Linked DNA regions of Homo sapiens: region 2 is linked to region 1. Evidence: chromatin loops called from intact Hi-C (ENCODE). Cell type or tissue: thyroid gland. All regions are shown on one strand. Each heading gives the region's core, and the rest is flanking DNA. Links, peaks and the distances in the headings are about the cores only.

Region 1 (5,374 bases), core at 195-5,194:
TTTTTCAAAGTATTTCTTTTGAATAAATTCAATGATTCCTAGAAAGACAAATGCTGGTGAACAAAAAAGCTCCAGCTTGTAATTAGGATGAAAGCCACAGCCTAGAACTTCTAATCAGGTGGGCATTCACGGAAATGCTACAGTCTCCTTTTAGCCTGTCACATATCTGAAAACAGCTGTCATGTCCTATGAGTGTTGTTCCTTTAGTTATTCACCCCCATGGTCCAGTTTCTCTCCAGAACAACATCCCATTTGGTGATATCCCTTTTTATAGAGACCTGACCACAAGACTCCTGACACAGTTCAAACTAGGCATAGGAACTTCTTTATTCTAGATGTTATATATCCATCGAAGCAAACTAAGTCCATTAGATTTATTTCCCATATTCAAAAAAATCTGCTTTAAAAATATTATAAAAAGAATATGCTTGTTTTAAGTCAAATAATTTAGTAGAAAACAAAGTTCCCTATTATGTCTCTCCTCTCTTCCAGCCCCCTTGTAGGCAGCCACTGTTGACAATTTGTAGTCTTTCAGACTTAAAAAAAAAAGCATTAACATACCCAAACACACACAGATATACATATTTTTGAAAACAAAAATGAAATTATCCCACATATGTTTTCTCACATAACAATATAACTTAGAGATCTATGTGAACACATTTATTTTAATGATAGTATAGAATATCATAATGGATATAAGAAATCATCTGGCCATTCTATTTGACAGATATTTGCGTTTTTATCTTCTTTGCTATTATAAATAATGCTGTCATAAACATCTTTGTACATGGCTTTTTCTGTTAAGAATCTCAGAAGCTTGGTCAGAAAACTCAAACATTTAAATAATGATTGGTACTGCCAGAATCATCCCTCCAATGCAATACCAATTTAAACTCCCCCACCTGTAAGTCTCTGCAGCCCCATACTTTTGTCCACATTTGATATAAAGCTTTTTAAATTTTCAAATCTGATAGGTCCAAAATAATGGTTAGCTTTAATCTGTATTTCCCTGATTACTAGATATAGTTGATCTTCTTTTCATATCTTTATAGACCATCTGTATTTCTTCTGTAAATTGCCAGTTTCTTGACTGGATTGTTTACCTTTTACTCACAGGTTTGTATATTCTGGAACATTCTTTGTCTACCTATGGCAAATAGATTCTCCCAGTTGGCCACTTTTTTACGACATCATTTGTCACAAAGATGTTTCACATTTTAATATATTTGCTATCTTTCAAACTTTTCCATTCTGGCATCTAAATCTTCTAAGTAGCTTAGAAAGGCCTTCCCCATCTGATGGTTACTAAAAATATTATTCTATGACAGTAGACACAAATTGGTTTGTTTGCCCTATGTGTTATTTCTCCTCTTCTCTCCCAGGGCTGACTGATCCAAACACAGTCATACCTGACTGATACTGAGCCAATCAGATTCTCTCCCAGGATTTTGAAAACTAGGAAGAAGCAGGGGCTTCCCTAGAAGGGCCCCAAAGCCACCAAGGTCGGCTCTACCTGAGACTTGGTACTCCAACTTACCTTCTGATTCTGCCAGCTCCTCCAGTGTCTTCCCAAATCAATAGTTCTGTTTGTTTTTGCTTAATTTAGTTGAGGTGACTTCTCTTGCTTTTAACTAGAGGACCTTAACTGATTTAGCAATTACTATCAGAGTGGGTTGTAGTTGAGAGACTGCTAGGGGAAACGTGGGTGATGTTACTGGGTTCAGATGGAAGGAAAGAAACTGACAACCAATTGCCAGGATGGGAAAGAGCAAGCTGCTCACAGTTCATAGCTGCACAACTACTATTTTAGTTATTGCTTGCAATTACCTGTGATGTGTTCAAGCTGGTGGTAAACGAGTAGGGGTGTCCCAATTAAAAGGAGAGGGGAAATGTTGAAACCAAGGAGTAGGATTACTTCTGACAATATTAGAGAACAAAACAAGAAATAACCCAGCTCCAATATCAAATGCTCACCTTGAAATGAAAACCCAAGACTCAGGGCCTTTACATTACTATATATGTATTTTGCTAAGTGAAATGTTAAGGTTTCCAAATTTTGCGAGTTGCTGAATTTTAATGCCACAGAATTCACATCTTTCCTGGGTTGCTCATGAGAAAGATAAGGCTTTAAGTGAGACAACAGAAATGATGATAAAAGAGAGGACCCAAAGAAAGTTAATTTCCAAAAATCTCTATTATGCTCTCTACTGCATCTTGCTGTCATGATGAAAACTGCCCCACAACCCAGCCTGCATTGCCCACACATTACCAGAATGCAAGCATAACATGACCTGAGGGTAAAATGCATAAATAAGGTAGAAAAGTAAAATGCTGGCCAGGCACAGTAGCTCATGCCTGTAATCCCAGCACTCTGGGAGACCAAGGTGGGAGGACTGCTTGAGATCAGGAGTTCAAGACCAGCCTGGGCAACACAACAAGACCCCGTCTCTACAGCGGGGGAAAAAAAGTAAAGAGCTAATAAATATCCAGAAGAAACTACAGGAATTCACTGAGCTGGATCATTACAAATGATAGGAACAATTGTTGATATAGATTTTGGAGACGTTATAACAAGGAAGGGAGAGTATGACTTGGTTAAAGCCAAATTTCTTTTCTTTTTTGAGATGGAGTCTTGTTCTGTCCCCCAGGCTGGAGAGCAGTGGTGCAATCTTGGCTCACTGCAACCTCTGCCTCCCGGGTTCAAGCGATTCTCCTGCCTCAGCCTCCCGAGTAGCTGGGATTACAGGCACTCACCACCATGCCCGGCTAATTTTTGTATTTTTAGTAGAGACAGGGTTTCAGCATGTTGGTCAGGCTGGTCTCAAACTCCTGACCTCAAGTGATCTGCCTGCCTCAGCCTCCCAAAGTTCTGGGATTACAGGCATGAGCCATTGTGCCCAGCCTGGATAAAGCCAAATTTCTAATTATGGTATGGTCAAAAGAACTTCTGCAGGTAGTGTAACAGCTCAGGTAACTGGCCATGGTTTTAATGTTGAGCTAGGCTCGCCAGTGGAAACCTGGACTGAATGCTGGATTTAGTGAGGTGATAATGAAAAGCCAGAAAAACCTGGGCACAAAGTAGAGGAGACCAGAGTGGCATATGGACTCTAAAGGCTCAGCCTTCTACTGACACCTTCAGTATGCCCTTGATGGGATCCACATCACATGCCTTGCTGAGGCTATACACTGGTGAGGAAAGCACTGGAATCTTTCAGAAGTGCTTTCCTGGCTGTCCTCAGCAGCGTGAGATGCTAGTGGAAGGGACTATTTCAAAATGGGATTCCTGATCTAAGTGGGCTAGAAAGACTGTTGGAGACCATGATCAGACGTTTATGGCTGTGAATAATTCATTGTGAAGCTCCCAGTAATGGAAACGGAAAGTAGCTTTCCAGGTCAGTTTAGGCAGCCTACTAGACCACCATGCTAGAGAGGGGGCCCCCTCATCCAACTCGTAGGCCTGGGTCATTTCAGACCCAGAACCCTTCAATAACAGGGAGGCCAGGCATCTGTAAGGAGGAACCCTGCCACAGCGCATTAACACACATATATTATAAACCTCCCTCCTCATCTTTTCTTAATAATCTGCAGATATTTGCCATGGCAACTGTACTAGGTAAAGGGAAATGCATCTTTTGGGGTCTGCTAGGTCCTGGCCTTGAGGTAGCTACTTGCTAGGAACTCAGAATGTCGCTAAGATATGCTAGTTAGAACGGAGCCTTTGCAGGCCAGCTGATGGAAGGAATTTTGGCCTGAGGTGGCTTCACATTAGGACCTATTAATCTATCTAATCTATCTTACCTGTCTGTCGATCTGTCTGTCTGCCTGCCTGCCTGTCTGTCAGGGCCTCCAAAAGGGAGGGAAAGAAACTAGATGCTCCCGGCTCTGTGAAGTTGGCTAGACCTCCCTCTGTGCCACCTTGATTTTCAATAACATTGGCCATTAGGTAATGCCCAAAGACACACAGATTCCCTAGCCCACTGGATAAGAACCATCACAGAAAGAGCAAATGTAAGCTCCTAGAGCAGTGATCTCTTTAGCAAAAGGCGAAGTCTCCATGTGAACCGCAGGATCTTAAGTGCTACAGAAGACTTTGCAGATTTGCAGTTACTTTTCCAGACGTACTCTACTTTCTGCAGATTAACATATAACTCCTGGTACCTAGACTACTGCTAGGGGTAAGTGTGTGTTCTTTTTAAGTTGTGTGGACTACTTGAAGCAGTTTTTCTTGCTCATGGCAAGAGCAGCCTCAGTGATAAATCATCTTGACCTTTCTGTGTTGTGATCTGGTTCATCAAGATTTTGTCTGTTTCACAGGACATTACCTTGACAACTATGCTAATGACATCAATGTGAGACATGAAAAGCAGGAAGTTATGTATCTTAGATGTACATGTCAGACATAAAAATACAGTGGCCTGCCACCTCAGCCAAATTTTCTGAAAGTCAAAGGCCTGCAGCACGTCAGGGTATCTCCTCCAACATAAAAGACAACTTGTTGCCCCTTGCCCCACCACCCCTCTCCTGCTAACAAAGAGGAGCAATGCTTGCTGGGCCATTTTGAGTTTTGGAGACAGCAGATACCTTATCCTTGCATCCAACTCTGATCTCTCAATTTAATCCATCTAATCCATCTGATCAATCAATCAATCTACCTACCTACCTACATAGAGACAAGATCTTGCTCTGTCACACAGGCTGCAGTGCAGTGGTGCAATCACAGCTCACTGCAGCCTCAAACTCCTAGGCTCAAGCAATACCCCACCTCAGCCTCCCCAGTAGCTGGAACTACGGGTGCATACCACCATGCCCAGCTAATTTTTTGAAGAGGCAGGCTTTCGCCATGTTGCCCAGGCTGGTCTTGAGCTCCTGGACTCAAAGCAATCTGCCTGCCTCATCTCCCAAAGTGCGAGGATTAAAGGCATGAGCCACTGTGCCCAGCCTCTGACCAATTTATTGAGTGATCTGAAAAGAGAAAGTGCTCCTGCTGATCCAGGCCACAGAGAAATAAGCTCTGGTAGATTGTATGGAGCTCTAGAGTGTTTGTAGTAAGGTAAACAGAAGAATCGTAATATTTGGATATGGATATAAGACCATGATCCTATTGGTAAGACCATGCTCCTAGCCTAGTACTGGGCTCTAGGGTAGAGACTGCAAGCCTGATCACAGACAGGTATCCAAATGACTTCAACTCCCCATCGTAAACTAGGGGTTTTTTTGTTTGTTTTGTTTTTTTGAGATGGAGTTTCGCTCTTGTCGCCCAGGCTACAGTGCAATGGCGTGGTCTCGGCTCAATGCAACCTCTGCCTCCCGGGTTCAAGCGATTCTCCTGCCTCAACCTCCCGAGTAGCTGGGATTACAGGCATTTGCCACC
Region 2 (5,374 bases), core at 298-5,297, 290 kb after region 1:
AAAGGAAAGGGTACAAAAAGAACATATAACTATTTTGTTGTATATGCACAGACTATCTCAGGAAGGATACAACAGAAACTGCTAATAGTGGTAGCTTATTTGGTGGGGAATGGATGGGTGGGAGACAGAGGTGGGAGACAGTTTGCTGTAAACCCTTTTAAGCTTCTTGAATTTTTGCACCTATGAATGCTTTTTCTATTAAAAGGAGAATAAGATATGGTTTATGTTCCTGTGTGGAATATCTAAAATATATTGTTACCAAAAAAAAAAAACATGTACAGTATGCTCTACATAGGGGTGGAGGGAGACTTCCTTTTCATTATTTACTGTTTTGTACCATTTGAATTTTACACCTTATTTATGCATTTCCTCTTCAAAAAGAAGTAGGCCAGGCACAGTGGCTCATGTTTGTAATCCCAGCACTTTGGAAGGTCGAGGTGGGTGGATTGCTTGAGCCCAGGAGTTCAAGACCAGCCTGAGCAATATGGCAAAACCCGGTCTCTACAAAAAATACAAAAAATTAGCCAGGTGTGGAGGCGTGTCCTTGTAGTCCCAATTACCTGGGAGGCTGAGGTGGGAGGATCACCGGAACCTCGGAGATTGAGGCTGCAGTGAGCCATGACCACACCACTGCACTTTAGCCTGGGCGACAAAACAAAACAAACACACACACACAAAATAAAGAAATAGAAATCATGGTGTGCAAATGCACTTTTACATGCATCACCTCGACAATTCTATGACTGAAACCTGCCAGCTCTTTCCCCACTTTTCCAGTGAAAGAAACGAATGTTCAGAGAAGTCAGGTCAGACAGCACAGGGGTGAACTGGGAACCTGAGCCTGGTTTTTGCTGACATGACCACGCTGGCCACTCCACCTGGACGGTTCCTGAGTGCTGGTTCCTCCCCTCCCTTCCCACCCCCCTCTCAACCTCCCTGCCCTCCCTGGCTCCTTCTCTCAGGGAGTCGGGGAAAGCAGCTCCAGAAAGTTGGCCACCTGGGGCCTCACTCAGGGGCCACGGCTGGAGGCTCCCTGGTGCCTGGCAGTTTCCCTCTCTGCTCAGAGCCACCCAACCTGGTGCCCCGGGGGGGCTGCTCCGCTCCTCCCTTGAGCCTTGGTGCTCTGTGGTTGAAAACAGCTGCCCCTCCCCCACTCTCCTCTGAGCTTCCAGGCCCCCTCCCTGAGCCTGTACCTGTCAATGATGACGGGGTCTGAGGGCGTCTCATTCCGGTTGCCACAGCTCTTCCGGTCACAGCACCGGCTGAAGGAAAGATGAGGAAGGAGGGAAGGCAGAAGCCAAGGAAGGAGGGGGCCACGACAGTGTGTGAGTTGTGGGGGGCGCCCTGAGCTGAGGGTGCTGATGTCCTGTCTCTGGGTGTGGAATCCCTGGGCTGGAGGGGCTCACTCCCAGGGCTTGGGGGAGAAAGGCTGTGGGCTCCTCCGCAGGGACCCTGAGAGCCTAGCCTGGGGATGAGGCTGGCCAGAGACCCCTGCCCCAAAGGCACCTCGTTCCTGGAGGACCCAGGAAAGGGCAGGCTGCAGGTCACCTACAGGGTTTCTCTCTATGGAAGCACAGTCTACGCAGAGACAGGAGCTCAAACGGTGAGCTCATGAATGACCACAAAGTGAATCTTTTTTTCTTTTTTTTGAGACAGAGTCTCATTCTGTCACCCAGGCTGGAGTACAGTGACGTGATGTTGGCTCACTGCAACCTCTGCCTCCTGAGTTCAGGCAATTCTTGTGCCTCAGCCTCCTAACATAGCTGGGATTACAGGTGTGCACCACCACGCCTGGCTAATTTTTGTAATTTTGGTAGAGACGGGGTTTCACCACGTTGGCCAGGCTGCTTTTGAACTCCTGGCCTCAAGTGATCCGCTCGCCTCGGCTTCCTAAAGTGCTGGGATTACAGGCGTGAGCCATTGTGCCTGGCCAATGGATGGCCACAAAGTGAATCTGCCCATGAAAGCAGCATCCACACCAAGAAGTGCTGCGTGGCCAGCAGCCCAGATGCCGGTCATGCCTCTTCCTTGTCACTCCCTTTTCCAAGGGTAGCCACAGTTCCAACCACAGATTTATTTAATTTAAATTTATTTTACTTTATTTATTTTTTTAGAGACAGGGTCTGGATCTGTCACCCAGGCTAGAATGCAGTGGTGCAATCATAGCTCACTGCAGCCTTGAACTCCTGCGCTCATGCCTCAGCCTTCCTGCCTCAGCCTTCCAAGTAGCTGGGATTACAGGCGCCTGGCTACCAACCACAGATTTCAGAACCCTGTTCTCTTTTCCATGCATCAGGAACTGCCTCCGAGGACCCTGTACGACTGGCATCTCTTGGGGAGACCTTACTAGAAATGCCAAGCTCTGGGATAATGGGGAAAAGGGAGCCAAGGGCTGTGCACCCCTTCACTCCCACCCTGCCCTGCCAGAGAGCTGCCCTAGGATTCAAAATTTCCTCAAAGATTAGCTTCTGAGCTAATCCCAGAGGCCTTCCCAGACCCTGTTCCCGCAACCCCAGCAGCCCTCCCCTGAGCTTTATTAGCTAAGCTTCCCAGTGGCAGCAGGAGGCCTCTCTTACAAAAACACTCGGAGAAGCCACATAAACAGGCCAGGCTAATGGGGCCTCAAGGACCCTCTCCTCAGCCAGCGCTGTGCCCAGGGGCCTCACCACTCCCTTCATCACCTGCCACCAGGCTTCTCCAGGGAGCAGCAGCAGAGAGCAGCCAGGGGCAAGGGCGGCGAGGGGGCAGGGCCTGGGTAGAGTCCTCAGAAACGCCTTGGCAGAGGGGTGAGGTGTGAGTGACATGGCCATCTCACCTGCACATGATCTCATGGGTGAGCAGCACTCGGCACATTTCGGGGTTCTTGTCCTGCCCCTCATAGATGATGGCCTGGGGAGAGGGAGGTGCACAGGCTGGAGGGGAAGGAGGCTCCTCTGAGGTGCAGGTGGCAGCACAGACGGACCTGGCATCTCCCAAGCCTAGGCCCAGGGAGACCCTGCCCCAGGGAAGAGCACGCCCTCTGCCTTGCTCTGGGCTGCCCAGGCGGGGGATAACCCCTCCTCCCAAACCGGACCACCACCGGCTGGCAAGAATGGTATGAAGTCTGCAGATTCTGTCTGTCTGTAGGTGGCTCTTTCCAGAGCTGGCTCTGCTTGGGGCAGGGGGTTCCTCAGGGTGCCAGGACAAAGGTCAGGTGGCTGGTGGGGTAGACATACTCCTGTGCCCACCCAGCACCAGGCCCCTCCCCTCCCCCAGCATCCTCCTGTGTGCATCCTCCATGTCCTGACGGACCTCTGCTTCTGTTGATGAGTGTTGTCCTTCTCAGCTATCCCTGCCAGCCCAGTCAGCTCCGAGGGCTGCACAGCTGCCTCTTCCCCCTAGATAACTATCGCCTCTTCCCCCATACCATCCCTAGCCCAGGCTCGGTCTTCCCCTGGGACTGCTGCATCACCTCCTCACCAGTCTTCCAGCCTCCCTCTGCCCAGAAGCAAGAAGTGAGCTTCCTAACTGCAAATCTGCCTTCCTAGTTTATAACCCTCTGTGCCTTCCCCCATTTGTGGGATCCCTCTCTCTGTGGACTTCCTCGAACCCCTTCCACACCCGTCCCCTTGACAGTTCCACTAGGCACTGCCTGGCCTGCCTCCCCCAGCCCAGTGGCCATGGGTATTCTAGAAACAAACCATTCTTCCCTCTGCCCTGGGATTGGGTGGAGGCTGCCAAAAGACCCTGCCTATGTAGGAAGCCCAGATCTCCAGCTTGCATTCCTAGCCCACTAATCTGGCCCATTTGAGACTCAGCCCCCTCCTTGCCAGCATGCACAGCTTCTCTGAAAAGCCCTGAGATTTGGGGCCCTGTGTTGGCAGAATCCATCAGAGCCTGTTCAGGTTTCAGTTTCCTCCAGCTCCTTGTGCTGGCCTCTGAGCCTCCTTCCCGTAACCGTCACATCAGCAAGGTGCAAGGGTCTGCAGTGGAAATTCCCAGGGCTGTGCCCACATCCCCTTTACTGGAAATGTGCACCTTCCCGTGGCTGTGGCTGATGTCAGCTGCAGAGGGCTTCCTCCTGAGAACTGCTCTCAGTGGACAGGAACTGCCTGGTCTGAAAATGTCTCAGAGGTTACGTGCTACCCTTAGGAGTGGTTCCCAGCCAATGACTAATTGATACGGGGTGCAAAATCCTGGTACTTGCTTCGAGGGGGGACACTTCTGGTGCCATTCCTTCTCCAGAGCTCCCTGTGCAGTTTTCTGTCCAGCTTACCTCCCTCCCCTGCTCCTAGGAGCCCCTCCCATCTCCCCAAATAAACTACCTGCACCTGAGTTCCCATCTAAGGCTGGGCTGCTAGGAAACATGACCCAAGCCAGGGTTTTTGTACAAATATTGTCTTTTCTAGAACAGAGGGCAAAAGCCACACACCCTCCGGCACAGGCTGGGGTGGGAACTGGGGGAGCTAGGCTGATGGGGACGGAGGGCATAGGGAGATGAGGGCAGGAACAAGGAGGCTCACTCAGACCAGGGGGAGGCAGGGTCCGGGAAGAGAGTGAGATGGGCCTCAGCACCCTCTGCGCTGACTCACCTGTTTGGACATGGAGTCGATGAGACGCACGTAGAGGTCTTGCTCTGTCCGCAGTCCTAGGATGGGAAGATGGAGAGGGCTTGCTGCTGGGGGAGCATGTGCAGCCTCAATGACCAGACCACATCACACCCTCCCCAGCCCTGGCACAGGGGGCATTAGGTGTCGCATGATGCTGCAGTGCCCAGACTTCAGGGGCAGGGCTGGGTAGGGCAGGGGCCTCCACTCACCATTGTTATACACCAGCCGGAGGCGGTAATGGATCCCATTGTTAGTCTTTTCCGCCCCGGGCTCCTGCAGGGACAAGATGGGAGGATGCTCGGGTGCTCAGGGATCCTCCAGCCTCCCTTGTCCACCCCTTCTCCTAACCCCAACTTCTTTCCCACCCTTCCAGCCACTCAGCCAGCTTCCATCCATTCATCTGTCCCAGTGTGTGTGTGTGTGTGTGTGTGTGTGTGTGTGTGTGTGTGTGTGTGTGTGTGGTTGGGGGTTCCCTCCCGGGGCCAGTCCCAGCCAAGCCCATGAGCCTCTCACTCGGTCCTTTTCCACGAAGTCGATGAAGGCTGTGCGCTCCACCTCCACGGGCTGCCCCTGCCGGTCGTACATGGCCAGCACGAAGTGGAAGAAGTTGGATTTCCTGAGGTTGGAGGGAGGCTGCTTCTCAAAATGTGCTCGTGCCAGACCCACGCCACTGTGGGAGGAAAAGAGCTGGAAAACCACTGGAAGGCCCCCCAGTGAGAAAGACTCCAGCGCCTCGGGCCAGGCAGGCATGCTAGCCAGGACATGGCTCCAAGATGCCAAGAGTT

The links. Hi-C counts contacts between places; a loop is a spot of excess contacts. Peaks named below come from ENCODE experiments on the same cell type or tissue, not always from the same donor. Only the 100,000 strongest peaks of a DNase experiment are listed, where the experiment ranks them.
Region 2: it touches region 1 in a loop (2.3-fold over the local background); 12 of 110 quality-filtered maps call a loop at or near these places.

Annotation. Positions count from the first base shown.
Region 1 is chr20:2,992,380-2,997,753 of GRCh38, reverse strand. All of the region lies in intron 9 of PTPRA (protein tyrosine phosphatase receptor type A), which reads right to left. Among named protein-coding and RNA genes, the nearest start is that of GNRH2, 49 kb to the left of the region's middle. In thyroid gland, for the core only: no CTCF peak of the experiment used is centred there; no DNase peak of the experiment used is centred there.
Region 2 is chr20:2,705,462-2,710,835 of GRCh38, reverse strand. EBF4 (EBF family member 4) reads right to left here. Exons shown (of 17, transcript NM_001395167.1): 2 at 5,103-5,259; 3 at 4,799-4,862; 4 at 4,572-4,627; 5 at 2,816-2,889; 6 at 1,194-1,262. Among named protein-coding and RNA genes, the nearest start is that of EBF4, 15 kb to the right of the region's middle. In thyroid gland, for the core only: no CTCF peak of the experiment used is centred there; a DNase peak (open chromatin) is centred at 2,679; H3K27ac peaks cover 434 bases.